Regions from separate parts of the Homo sapiens genome. Here regions 1 and 3 are each linked to region 2. Evidence: chromatin contacts called from ENCODE Hi-C or POLR2A ChIA-PET data. All regions are on one chromosome and are shown on one strand. Each heading gives the region's core, a stretch centred on a gene start or an enhancer-like site at or near the end of the contact. The rest is flanking DNA. Distances are from core to core; before and after follow the strand shown.

Evidence for each region. A loop is a pair of places that touch in the nucleus more often than their neighbours do. ChIA-PET counts read pairs that join two places held with the same protein, here RNA polymerase II (POLR2A). Pooled maps may share reads with other maps.
Region 1: a map of naive thymus-derived CD4-positive, alpha-beta T cell shows a loop between it and region 2 (3-fold over the local background). The contact joins two enhancer-like sites. A Hi-C loop is called at or near these places in 1 of 168 maps with a recorded cell type or tissue (naive thymus-derived CD4-positive, alpha-beta T cell) and 3 of 50 pooled maps. POLR2A ChIA-PET finds 5 or more read pairs at or near these places in 1 of 52 experiments (activated T-cell).
Region 3: a pooled map shows a loop between it and region 2 (2.5-fold over the local background). The contact joins two enhancer-like sites. A Hi-C loop is called at or near these places in 3 of 50 pooled maps. POLR2A ChIA-PET finds 5 or more read pairs at or near these places in 3 of 52 experiments (A549, MCF 10A and activated T-cell).

Annotation. Positions count from the first base shown.
Region 1 is chr2:28,451,357-28,455,405 of GRCh38, forward strand. No RefSeq gene overlaps it. Among named protein-coding and RNA genes, the nearest start is that of PLB1, 43 kb to the right of the region's middle. RefSeq lists enhancers at 374-887, 888-1,401. Within about 2 kb of position 2,700, at least 2 of the 41 ENCODE cell types and tissues checked have a DNase peak (open chromatin) inside an H3K27ac peak, as active enhancers do.
Region 2 is chr2:28,132,281-28,136,387 of GRCh38, forward strand. All of the region lies in intron 7 of BABAM2 (BRISC and BRCA1 A complex member 2), which reads left to right. Among named protein-coding and RNA genes, the nearest start is that of MIR4263, 140 kb to the left of the region's middle. RefSeq lists a silencer at 3,109-3,309. Within about 2 kb of position 2,176, at least 13 of the 41 ENCODE cell types and tissues checked have a DNase peak (open chromatin) inside an H3K27ac peak, as active enhancers do.
Region 3 is chr2:27,701,678-27,705,753 of GRCh38, forward strand. No RefSeq gene overlaps it. Among named protein-coding and RNA genes, the nearest start is that of LINC01460, 12 kb to the right of the region's middle. RefSeq lists a silencer at 2,219-2,288. Within about 2 kb of position 2,219, at least 5 of the 41 ENCODE cell types and tissues checked have a DNase peak (open chromatin) inside an H3K27ac peak, as active enhancers do.

The sequences.
Region 1 (4,049 bases), core at 1,450-3,949, 320 kb after region 2:
CGTTGGTGCCACTGTCTAATAGAAAATTCACCCGTGTATACCATGTATACCAAGCTGGGATTGAAAGTCCATCTCCGTTCTTAGCTTGCAGACTGGGACTCCACTGCAGAGAGAAACTGGGCTGAGCCGGAAGGGCCCTGCAGGTGCTGCTCAGAGCATCTTCCTCCACTTTCCTGCTGGCTTGGGCACCAGGAACTCGGCTCTGCGCTTTCTGTTCTTTGTAGCATTTAATCCTTACACCAGCCTTGTGAAGTAGATGTTCTTATTACCTTTTACAGGTGAATCAACCCAGGCTTAGAGAAGTGAAGTATTGTGCCCAAGGCGCTAATATCAGAGATACAACCTATACCCAAGTCTGTGGGACACCGAAGTACGTGCCTCTAAGACGTCACCACCTTGCCTTTTATGTGGCCTTCTCTCAAGAAGAGGACTTAGAGGCTTGGGGCGTCCAGTTTCTGGAGGCAGGCAGGGCCTCCTGTGGCCTGATCCATTGGCTGGAGAGGAGTCAGCAGGGGCTGGGGTCATGGCATTGTCCCAGTGGGAATGGAAAGTTTGCCTCCTGGAGGCGCCCCCTCTGCCCCACGTCTGATTGCGGGCAGAGTCTTGGACGGGGCAGTGGCACATTCAGAACCTCTGGCCAGGCTAGGACCATGAGAAGTGGGCTTTTCATAGGTTACAAGCCCTGTGGCCGTGGGAGCAGGCGGGGCAGGGACCCTGGTCAGCCTGATTCACAGGCCAGGATGCTGCCACCTGAGCCTTGTAACTGAGCCCTCGTGGCTCCTGAGGGTGGGTTAAGGAGGAGAAGGTGTTCCGAACCGGAACTCCTAACCAAGGGCTCTATCAGTCCTTCCACCTCCTGCTTCCGGCCCGCCCCACACCTACCCCCTGGAGGGCCGTGGAGTTTCTTTGATGCACGGCCTGGCTGTTTTTCCAGAACGTGGTTCATTTGCAGTCCCAGCCCATCGGGAGAGCGGCCTGAGAGTCTGAGGGCTCCAGCCCAGGGGAGAGGCTTGCTGGGGCCTGGCTGGGCTGAAGTGGTGGAGAGGGGAGAGGCCAGGCCCAGAACCTCTTTTTCCCTCTTGTGTTCCCAGGCCGGTCAGGCTCCTGCTGGGCGATTGATGGAGGTGAGAGGATGTGGGCTAGGGCTGGGTCTGGGCAAGGGCTCTGTGAGGGAGCAGGGTTAGGCACTCTCCCCCGCTCCCCCCACCTGCCTCCCACCTCCACTCTCTGCAGATAGCCCTTGCCCCAAGGCTGCAGCCCAGTTGACATCCCTGAGCCTGGGCCACCAAGCGCAGCTCCCTTGCGCCCTCTAGTGTCTGCCCCTCTCAGGTACAGGGTGCCTTGGGCCAATCTCTGAACCTAGAATTGACCTTCCAAACCGGGCCATTCCTAAGCATGAGGTGGACTCTGTTGACAATGATGCTGGGCAGCAGACGCAAAAAGAGACTGGGCCAGCTGTCTTTTCACTCCACTCAGGTCAGAAGTGCCCCCTCCCCACTCCACTGTGGTCCCCAGAACCATCTCTGGGAACCACCCCATTTGTAAATGAGATAATGCATGTGACGTGCTTAGCAAGGGGCTGGGAGAGTAGGGGACCAGTGACTATGTGGTCAATGAACAGCTATTAGCTCCACTAGGTAGAAGCAATGATCTGTTTGGTCCTGTGCTGGGGGCTCGTTTCCAGGGGGGAGGACAGAGAAGCTCTGTCCAGTGCTGCTGAGGCAGGAATGAGGACTCCATGTTCGGAGTCTGGCACGGAGCAGGAGGGTGATTTGATGGCTCGGTGTGTGTTGGCTGCAAGAGCAAATGCAAAACGTCAGCCTGAGATTAATCAAGACATCCTTCCACTTACCGTTTCGGGTCTTGTTGGGGAGTTTGGAAGGAAAACTGCCTTTCCAGCAAGATGTTTTGACATGATGCCTTTTCCCTGGCATGCGTTGTCTCCTTCTCCCCACCCATCCCCTTCGCCACAGCTTTAGGGATGACCTCTGCCCTGCTGGGTGCCCTTGATGACTAACACAGCAAGTGTGTGGACCGCCACCTGTCCTGGCCTCACCCACCTTCACCCTCCATTTCTTCATGACTGCCCCCGTGGCTTCTAGGGGGAAGGCCCCAGACAGGTTTGCTAAACTACTGACTCCCAGGGCTCCCTGACAGGGCCTGATGCAGGGTGGCCAGCGGTTGTGACCCCTAGACCAGGTGGGTCCCAGCACAGGGACCTGAGCCCCACCCTCAGGGAGCTGGCGGCTACACGGGGAGCGGTCACCTGTACAGATAAATCTAGTGGAAAGCCCCCATGGCCAGAACCAGGGCGGAGGGCCTGGGGCAGGCTCTGGAGTATAGAAGAGGGAAGGCGCCTTTGGAACAGACAGCAGAGAGAAGAGCCTGCAGGATGAGTGCGAAGGATTGCTGTGGACAGAGGTGGGCCAGGGCTCAGCTCGAGGGCTCCCAGGGAAAGGAGCCTGGGGTGGCCTGGGCACCGTGTGTGTGTGTGTGTATGTGTGTGCGCGCGCGTGCATGTGCGTGTGCATAGGTATGATTCAGGGAGACATAAGGGACTTTGGCAAAGTCAGGAGGATGTGGGGGCTAAGCAAACACCACTTTGAAGACTTCTCTTTGGCATGGGGTGTGACAAGCCAGGTCTGGTGCCTTGTTGAGGAAAGGGAGAAAACTCTGAGTTGGTTTTTGTGTTCCTCAAACCAGTTTGCCCACATCCTTGGCATCATCTGTGCCCTGTGAAGGGCCCGCTTGGAGCCATGCATGTCTGGGCCTGAGGGTGGCGGTGCCTACGTGAGGCCCTGCGGTCTCTTCAGGAGCTCCCCGAGAGGGGCACTTGGCCACTGTTGGAGCTGAGAGGGGCCTGGCCCAGCTCACCCGCCTCTCCTGCTTCTCACCCAGCCCCTGCTGCTGAGAGCTCTGGCAGCCTCCGTGTGCACAGCAGGCCTGGGCTCAGTCACAGGTAGCTCTTCTGTCTGCTCCACGGTGGCTCTCCTCAGGGCCTTGGCTCTCATGTGAGGCTTCCAGCTGCTGCTCACACTCAGAGCTTTGCATGACCAGCAACACACAGGCAGATAAGAGCATTGGGTCTAGGGCGAGAAAATCCTGGGTTCAAGATCAGGCTCTGCCATTTACCAGCTATGTGGCCTCAGGCAGGTTGAACTCTTTGAGCCGCAGTTATCTCATCTGTAAATTGGGGATAATAACACTTAATGGTACTTATCTCATGGGGTTGTCATGAGGATCAAATGAGATGATGTGTGTGTAAACACCTTACAGAGGGCTCCACTAATGGAAGGCATTATTATTGCTGTTTCCATACCACACGACACTCACCCAAGAATGGAAGTTCATGTTCTGACTGTCAATGACGTGTCCAGCATTCCTCCTGTGCTCATTTCATAACTATTCGTTGAGCCTCCTTGGTGCCAGGCACTGTTCTAGACTCTTGGGCCATAAAAATCAATAAAACACAAGATCCCTGCCTCCTTACGGCTGACCTTCTAGGGGAGAGACTTTCACATACCCCAATCTACTTAGCACACATTCCAACCTCTCTCTGGCATCTGCAAACTCAAGTCTGCAAGGTGAAGCAACATCCTAAGCTGCTAGGAACTCTCTCCATAAGTACTCATCCAGATGGCCTGGTGATACGGACAGGAGACAGGGAAATACTGGGTAGAAGAGGGTGGCTCCTGGCAAAGGCCCCACCCTCAAGCCTGAAGACCCACGGCCCTAAATGAGGACAGGCATTCCTGTTTTTGAGCGGAAAAAGTTGCCTTTTGGCCTGCCACACCCCCTATCCTGCACCCATATAAACCCTGAACCCCAGGCTTCAGAAACAGACGAGCAAGCCAGCAGACCAGCAGACGGACAGTGGAACGATGCAGTAGAGAAAGAGAGAGGAGGAGGAACATCTGAACATGGAGAGGAGTTTGACTGGGGACGGTCAGAGAGGAGTCCGGCTGCTGGGCTCCTGACTCCAGGGGAAGATCACCTTCCTACTCCATACCCCCCTTCTGGCTCCTCATCCGTCCCACTGAAAGCTACCT
Region 2 (4,107 bases), core at 926-3,425:
GGCGCCCGCCACCACGCCCGGCTAATTTTTTGTATTTTTAGTAGAGACGGGGTTTCACCATGTTAGCCAGGATGGTCTCAAACTCCTGACCTCGTGATCCACCCACCTCGGCCTCCCAAAGTGCTGAGATTACAGGCGTGAGCCACCACGCCTGGCCTCTTCTTCTTTCTTACGTTAAGAGCTCTCCACAGCATACCCTTTTAGATCATTTTTCGGTTGCTTCCCCTCATATACTGTTTCCTTCAGCCAGACCTGAGCACTTGAAGTTTTCTTACATTGCCAGCACTCTCTTGCCTCTGTGCTTTTGCTAAAGCTGCTCCTTCCATGTACAAGGCCCTTCTCTAACCCCTCTTCCTGTTGAAATACTATACTTTTTCTAAGGCCTTATTCAAATACCATCTCTACCAACCATTTTCCCTGAGGACAATTAGTCTAGCCTTCCCCAGAGCTCTTTGTAACACTGAATTTATATTAATCTTATAATCTATATTTATATTATAATCTACCCATCATAGCTTTAATTGGTGATAAGGATTTTTAAAAATCTTTTGCTGAATTGCAAGCTACTTATTGAGTTGAGGAACAAGTCTTTTTTTTAATGCCGTGCATAAATGCAATACACAGTTATCAATTGCCTAATTGGCAGTCTTCTAGGTGAATAAGTAGTTCTCACCAAAATATTGGAAAATGCCTCACTGAAAGGTCTTATACTTTTCCTGGTTGCTACAAATTCACTTGGTAGAACTACGTTTATAATACCAAAACAAACTACCAAACATTCTTATATCTTTAAGTAGAAGTTTTCAAAATGAGGTTTTAGAGAAAGATTAACATAAAAGAAGTAAACTTGGGGTATGACTTCTATAAGGGCTTAGATATTTGCTAAAGTTATTAATACTTGTGGTTAATTCTTCCAGAGTTCAGAGCATAGAACAGACATGCCATTTCAAGAAGGCTGTAGTCATGGGATAGGTTTTGAGAACTGACTGTGCTAAGCTCTCATTTATTTTCTGTGTTTTATACTATCTTGTCAACTTTGAGCTATCCAAGCATTGATTATCGATTCAGACTTGGAGAGTTCTTTCAGGAGTCATGGGAAAAGCATCCCATGTGGACCCGCCCAAAGCCAACGTCAAACTCTTGCCCTAGCTGAGGCTTGTACTCCTTTTGGTTTCTGCTATGGCTCTTTCTAGGAAGTCCCAAGCCCCATGCAGTGCATTTGACAGGGAGAGGCTCAGGAGAGACCAATAGCCCCATCCACACTGGGTAAAAATTACCAAGAGAAGGCTTGCATTCCCACCATCTCCTCCATGGGCATAGAGAGATATCGTGGGCCTGGGAGGAACCCCATTCCAGTCTGACTGTTCCTCTGTCCCAGCTTGTCCATGCAGGAGGCAAAGATATTATACTCACGTTAACTACTCCCAGCAATTGGAAAAGAAAAGGGCTACTTTTGGGTCTTGTCATCATATGTAGGAAAAAATATTGATTTGTTGTACCCTAAAAAGACTACAAATTAGACAATCCTGACAAAAGAGAACATCAGTCAGATTCATTGGTAGAAGACTCTGAGATGTGTTCTAATTTGATGAAGCTCTGAAATGTGATCCCACTTCTGAAGTCTGTTTGCCCAGGGTCGTGGAATAGTTGTCTGGTGTCCCTGGCAGCCCTGCCGCACGTGGCTGCACGCCCTTACGATGCTTAGATGCATATTGTTTACCGGTCTCCCACTGCGCATTTCTATGACTTGCAGAGTAAATGCTTCTGAGAAGAACTTTGTGTTCTTGCACAAGGGACATTTATGAAATAAACATATTTCTGGCCCTATACATTTGTCTTCCAAGGAACCAAAACCAATCCGTTGAATTAGACACGAGTAAGTTCTGTTAATTAAAAAAAAAAAAAAGTCAATGGTGAGTTATGCAAAAAAAAAAAAAAAAAGCTAGTAGTCAATGATGCAAATTAGATTTTGGTTGAATATTAGAAAAGGGGAAAAAATAGTTTCTAAACCAGTTGCTTTTTTTTCCCCTGGCAGAAAAGCTGTGAGTTTTAAGGTTACATCATCAGAGCTGGCGTGAAACATGCTCTACCTTTCCCTCTTCCCCAGACTGTTGGCAGTTGTTGTAGTGAACCCAAAGGTTAAATGGGCATGAGAGTCTGCATAGCACTCTTCCACGAAAGGTGTGGGCCCTTTTCTTGGCTTGAGCCACTTTGTGGGAGTGGTTTAAAGACAACCAGCTTCCTCATTCCCTGTGCTGTTCCCACTCTGTGCATAAAAAGAGGACTTCAGCCCTGAGGCAGACCAGGTGGCATCTTTCACAAGTACAGAATTTGTTTTTAGAACTTTTTGTTAAGTTACATCTGCCTTGGAAATGAGTACTCAAAACTTCCCAGCCCACGAACGCTCACTATTATTGAGGCCTGTGTACCTGCAATATGCATGTTTGTTCTTTCAGGCAACAGAAACCCAATGAGAATCAACCACATGTGAGGCCCTTTGCTAGGTGCTTCAGAGGCTGTCAGCATAAATGAAATGTGGCTCATCTCCTTAATTTCCTCAAAGTAAGAGGGATCAGAACAAATATGGCAAGTTGTGACTTGTGGATTAATAGAAAAGGCATATTAATACATGGCATCAGAAGCCCCCTGTTCCTTCACTTATTGGCTGGCAATCTTGGCTTAAGTTAACGTTTTTGAGCTTCATTTCATCTTCTGTGAAGAGGAATAAATCTAAGTTTCAGTTTCATCTACTCCAAGTGGGGAGGTAGATGAGAAAGGCCCTACTGTAGTGCTTGGCCCATGGTTGATGCTTAGTTAGTGCTCCTTGAGAAAATACTTATTAAGTGCTATAAGAGTTCAAGAGAGTGGGAGATCACATTTCCATTTGACTTGGTGGAGAAGGAGCTTTGGAAGATTATGGAAAGCCTGGCTTTTCTAGAGATTAAATATGCAATACTGTAACAATAACAGATATGTATTTGTTCAGTACTTTAAAATATTCAAACTGCTTTTCACTTTACCATCCCATCTGATCCTCATGATAGTATGTCTATCATGTGTTTTATAATATAGCTTTTTTCTTCCATAACTTGGAGTTTTTAGATCCTTCCTTGTCTCCTTCACTGCTACTCCTTCCTTTTTTCAACCCATTAAATTATGCTAAATTGTGCTTCCTGTGATAACATCCCTAGACACTTTTGTGGCATTGCCTGTTTGTGGATGACACCCAGATCCCCATTTCTAATCTCAGCATTTCTCCCTGCTTACAGATCTGCTTCTCTAACCACTAGATAGACATGTCTATCTGTGTGTTCAGTTGACACCTCAAATTTAAAGGGCCTGAAACTAAACTCATCATTCCCCCAATAAGCTAATGTTTCTTCTTTACAGCCTGTTTTTATTCATGACACTCTTGTCTTCTTGGTGCCCAGGTGGTACATCTTAAAGGCATTGACCATACCTCATGCCCCTATTAGCCAGCCAGTTGTTTTGGACTAAAAACCCACTCTCCACAATGTCTCTGAGTCTTGTCATGCCTACTATCATTACCTAGTTCAGTCTTCCAGTTGCCATGGGTCCTGAGGGGCTCTTAACTTCTAGTTCCTTCCTATTTCAGTTTATCCATGTGGAACTGTCACTGTCCTTTGAAGTAAATTCCAGTCCTGTAATGTCCTTGCTGAGAAGCTTCAATGCCTCTCTGTTGCCAAGCGAAGTAAATGCACAGCTCTCCATCTGGCATTCAGATTCCGTGTTACAGTCCTGTTCACTTTTCCACCCTAGGCTGGACTCTACGTGTATCCTGTTGTCCAGCCAAGCAGAATTTTGTGATTTCCCGAACACATCTTGTATTTTTTTCACTTCCATACCTTGCTCAGGCTGCTCCTTAGACCAGAACATTGAGTTTATTTACCTCCCCCACAGGGTCCGTTAAAGTCCTGCCCATGTTCTTAGATCTTCTCAATCATCACCTCCTCCATGGAACATTTCCTGACCGCCACTGCCTGCCTCCACAATGGCACCACACTTTTTCCCTGTGTTTATGCCTCCTTTGTCATATTGCCTCCCTGGACTCTAAACTCTTTAAGGCCTGGGCCTCTTTTCCATCAG
Region 3 (4,076 bases), core at 969-3,468, 430 kb before region 2:
ACAGGAAAGAACACTATTCTACCAGTACTAGATGGAGTTAGCCCTTTCGGGAAATATGACACAATTCCCAACAAACATTGAAGCCGTTAGCCACAGCCTGAGGATCTGTTGCTTTACCACTGAAGTGCTGCCACCTCCCAGACAGGGTGTGACAAGTGGCCAGCAGCTGTGGATGCCTTCCTGAGAGAGTGGGAGCCAGAGGGAAGCCTGCCAGCCCTGTGGCAATCAAAAGCCAGAATCAAAGCCTCTGCAGGGGAGCGGGAGCCGCGTTCCCATACAGGGTTTAGTCCAACCAGATTCTTGACTGCTGGGAAATGATAAAACTCCTTGACCTTTGAGGAGTGGGTCCAGCATCAAACTGGTAGTCTTCTTGTGACAGGCCACTCTGATTCTGAGATTCCTCACTTAATGTGGGCGTTGAGAACAATTTTCAGGATTTCACCGCTGCTCTCTGAGAAGACTTTGCCCTCCTTTGGTTTTAGAGGTTTGGCACATCATAGTCCAGGGTGGAACCAAGACTTCTATTCAGTAGGATTCTGGAAATCTGCCCCCACCCCCACCATAGGACCTGGCATTGATGAGGCAGGTTGGAGGGCTCAGCATGTGATTGCAGTGTTTTCCATCAAGGGTACCTCTGCCTTCTTTATTCCCCTAGCCCATTTTAATTTCTCCATGTGGAAGTTTTAGGATCTATGCCTTTGCATTGCCCACTGCCCTAATCTAAGCTCCCTTCACCTCATGACTCCACAGGTCTCCCTCTCATCTCTGCCTTATCAACTCTCCTCCACATATGTCAAACACATCCCTGAGCAGAGTCCCTTGCTCTGAAATCTCAAAAGGTTTTCCAGTGTCCAAAGTGTGAGGGTCCAAATTCCTTTGAGGCTTTAAAAGCCTTATCATAGGGTTCCTGTGCTTTTCTATCATCATGACCCCACACCTGCCCTTGTCCCTCCCTTTCTTCCACCCGATGAGGCATACCTGCTACTCTAGAAATAACAGGTTATTTGCCCCAAACACACCTTTGCTTTTTCCTCTCCCTATATTTTCTATCAAGCCTTTCTGCATAGGCCTCAGTTTCCTTGTCTATTAAATAGAGAAAATAATACCTACCCAACAGTATTGTTGCAGAGATTAAGTAACAAATATAAACTTTTAGCCATGTCCAACACATAATCACCTCCCCCCACCCCATGTAGTTATTATGAGTGTCATTGTGGTCTTCCTTGCTCATGTTTGGTAAGTAAGGTACTACTTTTTTTCTTTTTAAGACTTTATTTTTTAGAGCAGTTTTAGGTTCACAGAAAAATTGAGCAGAAAATACAGAGATTTGCCATTGTCCCCACTCCTCTCATACACAGCCTCCCCCATTATCAACATTCCCCACCAGAGTGGTAAATTTGTTACAACTGATGAACTTATATTGACACATCGATATCACCTGAAGTCCACAGTTTACATTAGGGCTCACTCTTGATATTGTACATTCTCTGGGTTTGGAGAGATGTGTAACGTCATGTATCCATTATAGTATACAGACAAACATGGTTTCATTGCCCTAAAAATCTCTCTGTGCTCCACCCATTCCTCCCTCCCTCCCCCAGGCCCGACTCATTTTTAACACAATCAGCTTGCCCCAAACTACCTTCAGGAGGCCTCCCTGATTGCAGAGACTATCACTAATCCCTCCTTCCCCACTAGCGCTACAGCACTTTATTTCTACTTCTATTACAGCCCTTACTCCAACGGCTTGATATTCATTACTGATATGTGTGTTTGGGTTACTTACGTTTGTCACTTACAAGTTCTTGAGGACAGGAACTACATTATCTTGTACCCCATCCATGGCACCTAGCAGTTCACAAATTGGTGCTCAGTTAGTTAACTGTTGGTTTCAATGGGTGGAGGGCTGAAGGGCAGGTCCTAGCCCCAGCCCTTCCTATCCTTGGGTTTTTCTGTCAGAGAAGGGATACCTTCTAGCCACTTTTAGTTCCAGGACCTTGCTCCAGACAAGCTGGATAGTCTAGGAACTGACCATTTTAGCAAGTTTAATCCAGAGGGCTGGATTTATGTCCTACTTGGGGCAAAACCAGGCATGAACTACTCCTTCCCATCAAGGAGCGCTGCACTCCAGCAGCTGGCTTTAATTTGGATTTTCCAGGACCAGCTGCATTTAGCTGGGGTTGGTTGGGTTTCCTCAGGTCTGCCTTTATCACGCACACCCCGTCAGAAGTTAATGCAACCACGGCAGGGAGTGACCACAAGGGGGCAGTATAGACCCATTACAATGCGGTCAGCTTGCACAAGGGGCTGAAAGAAGATAAAGGTTTCAAAGCAGAAGAAAGAGTAAGAATCAGAAAAAAAGGAGGATTGTGAAAAAGTTAGGAGCAGCAAGCTAGTTTCGCTCACAGACATTCCTGGACCCAAGACCTGGCAGCAGAAAGTTAGCCAGAGACACCGGTCAGGCCCAAATGGTGCTCCCAACTCTCCTCCAAAACTGCCTTTTCCAGTGCTTAATTTCACTTAGAGAAAGTCGCTCTCCATTTATAATGCCAATATTCTATGGAGGACTTTGGGCATTGCATATTTATTCCTTACACACTATATTTCAGCTTTACAGTTTACAGAGGATTTTTTTCACACTTGTTAAAAAAAAAAATCCGAATCCCCTATTAGACTTAAAAGGTAAAAACAGATGTTAATTACCTCTGTTTAAAGAAACTGAGGCACTGGGCAGGGTGGCTAACACCTGTAATCCCAGCATTTTGGGAGGCTGGGGCAGGTGGATCGCCTGAGGTCAGGAGTTCGAGACCAGCCTGGCCAATATGGTGAAACCCCGTCTCTACAAAAAATACAAAAATTAGCCAGGCATGGTGACCCCTGCCTGTAGTCCCAGCTACTCAGGCTGAAGCAGGAGAATCACTTGAACCCAGGAAGTGGAGGTTGCAGTGAGCCCAGATTGCATCATTGCACTCCAGCCTGGGCATTGCAGCGAAACTCCATCTCAAAAAACAAAAACAAAAACAAAAAAAACCTGAGGCTAGACACATGAAGTGACTTGCTCAAAGGCACACCGAGTTTGTGGTGGAACTACATCTAGATGTGAGTTTCTTTCATTTCTGTTCCTTTGCTTAGTCCTTCTAGTTTTCAATTGTTTATGTCTGTAAGCTTAGTGAGTTTTTAAGAGCAAGGACTATATCTGATTCATCTTTATATCCCTGAATGGTGCCCCTTAATCTTTAGGGCTATGGCTGGGTGTGTTGTATAACACCTTCTCCAGAGTTAGAGTCCATGATCTATCTCTTATCCTCCATGATTCAATAATTTTGTGATTTTGAGGCACGGCCCTAACAAAGACAGTGGTGGCTATGAGTGATCCTACTGGCTGAGCATTTCAACAAGGGCAGCCACTTGGCTGCATCCTTCGTAATACAGAGAGGTTGTGAGACAGTTTTCCAAAGTATACACGAGTGTCCCTGGTGTCACGAGAGTCGACTTTAGGGGATGAGGATGAAAATGTTTAATTTTAGTAGCTACACATATAAATACATATAAACAGTATAAATGTAATATGTCACATTACATATACATATTAAAATATATATGTACATTTTAATATATATGTACACATATATACACACATATGTATTGCAGCTTAGAATGAAGTTAACTTTTTTATGTCAACAGATTTTAGGGTACAGGTAAGTATTTGGTTACATGGGTAAATTTTTTTTTTTAAGAGAGATGGGGTCTCAATATATTGCCCAAGCTGGCCTTGAACTCCTGGGCTTGAGAACCACCCACCTTAGCCTCCCAAAGTGCTGGGATTACAGGTGTGAGCCACCACACCCGTCACATGGGTAAGTTCTTTAGTGGTGATTTCTAAAGAGATTTTAGTGTACCCATCACCTGAGCAGTGTACACTGTACCCAATACTTAGTCTTTTATCCTTCACCATCCTCCCAACCTTCCCCAGCCGAGTCCCCAAAGTCCACTATATAAATCATGCCTTTGCGTCCTCATGGCTTAGCTCCTACTTATAAGTGAGAACATACAATGTTTCGTTTTCCATTCCTGAG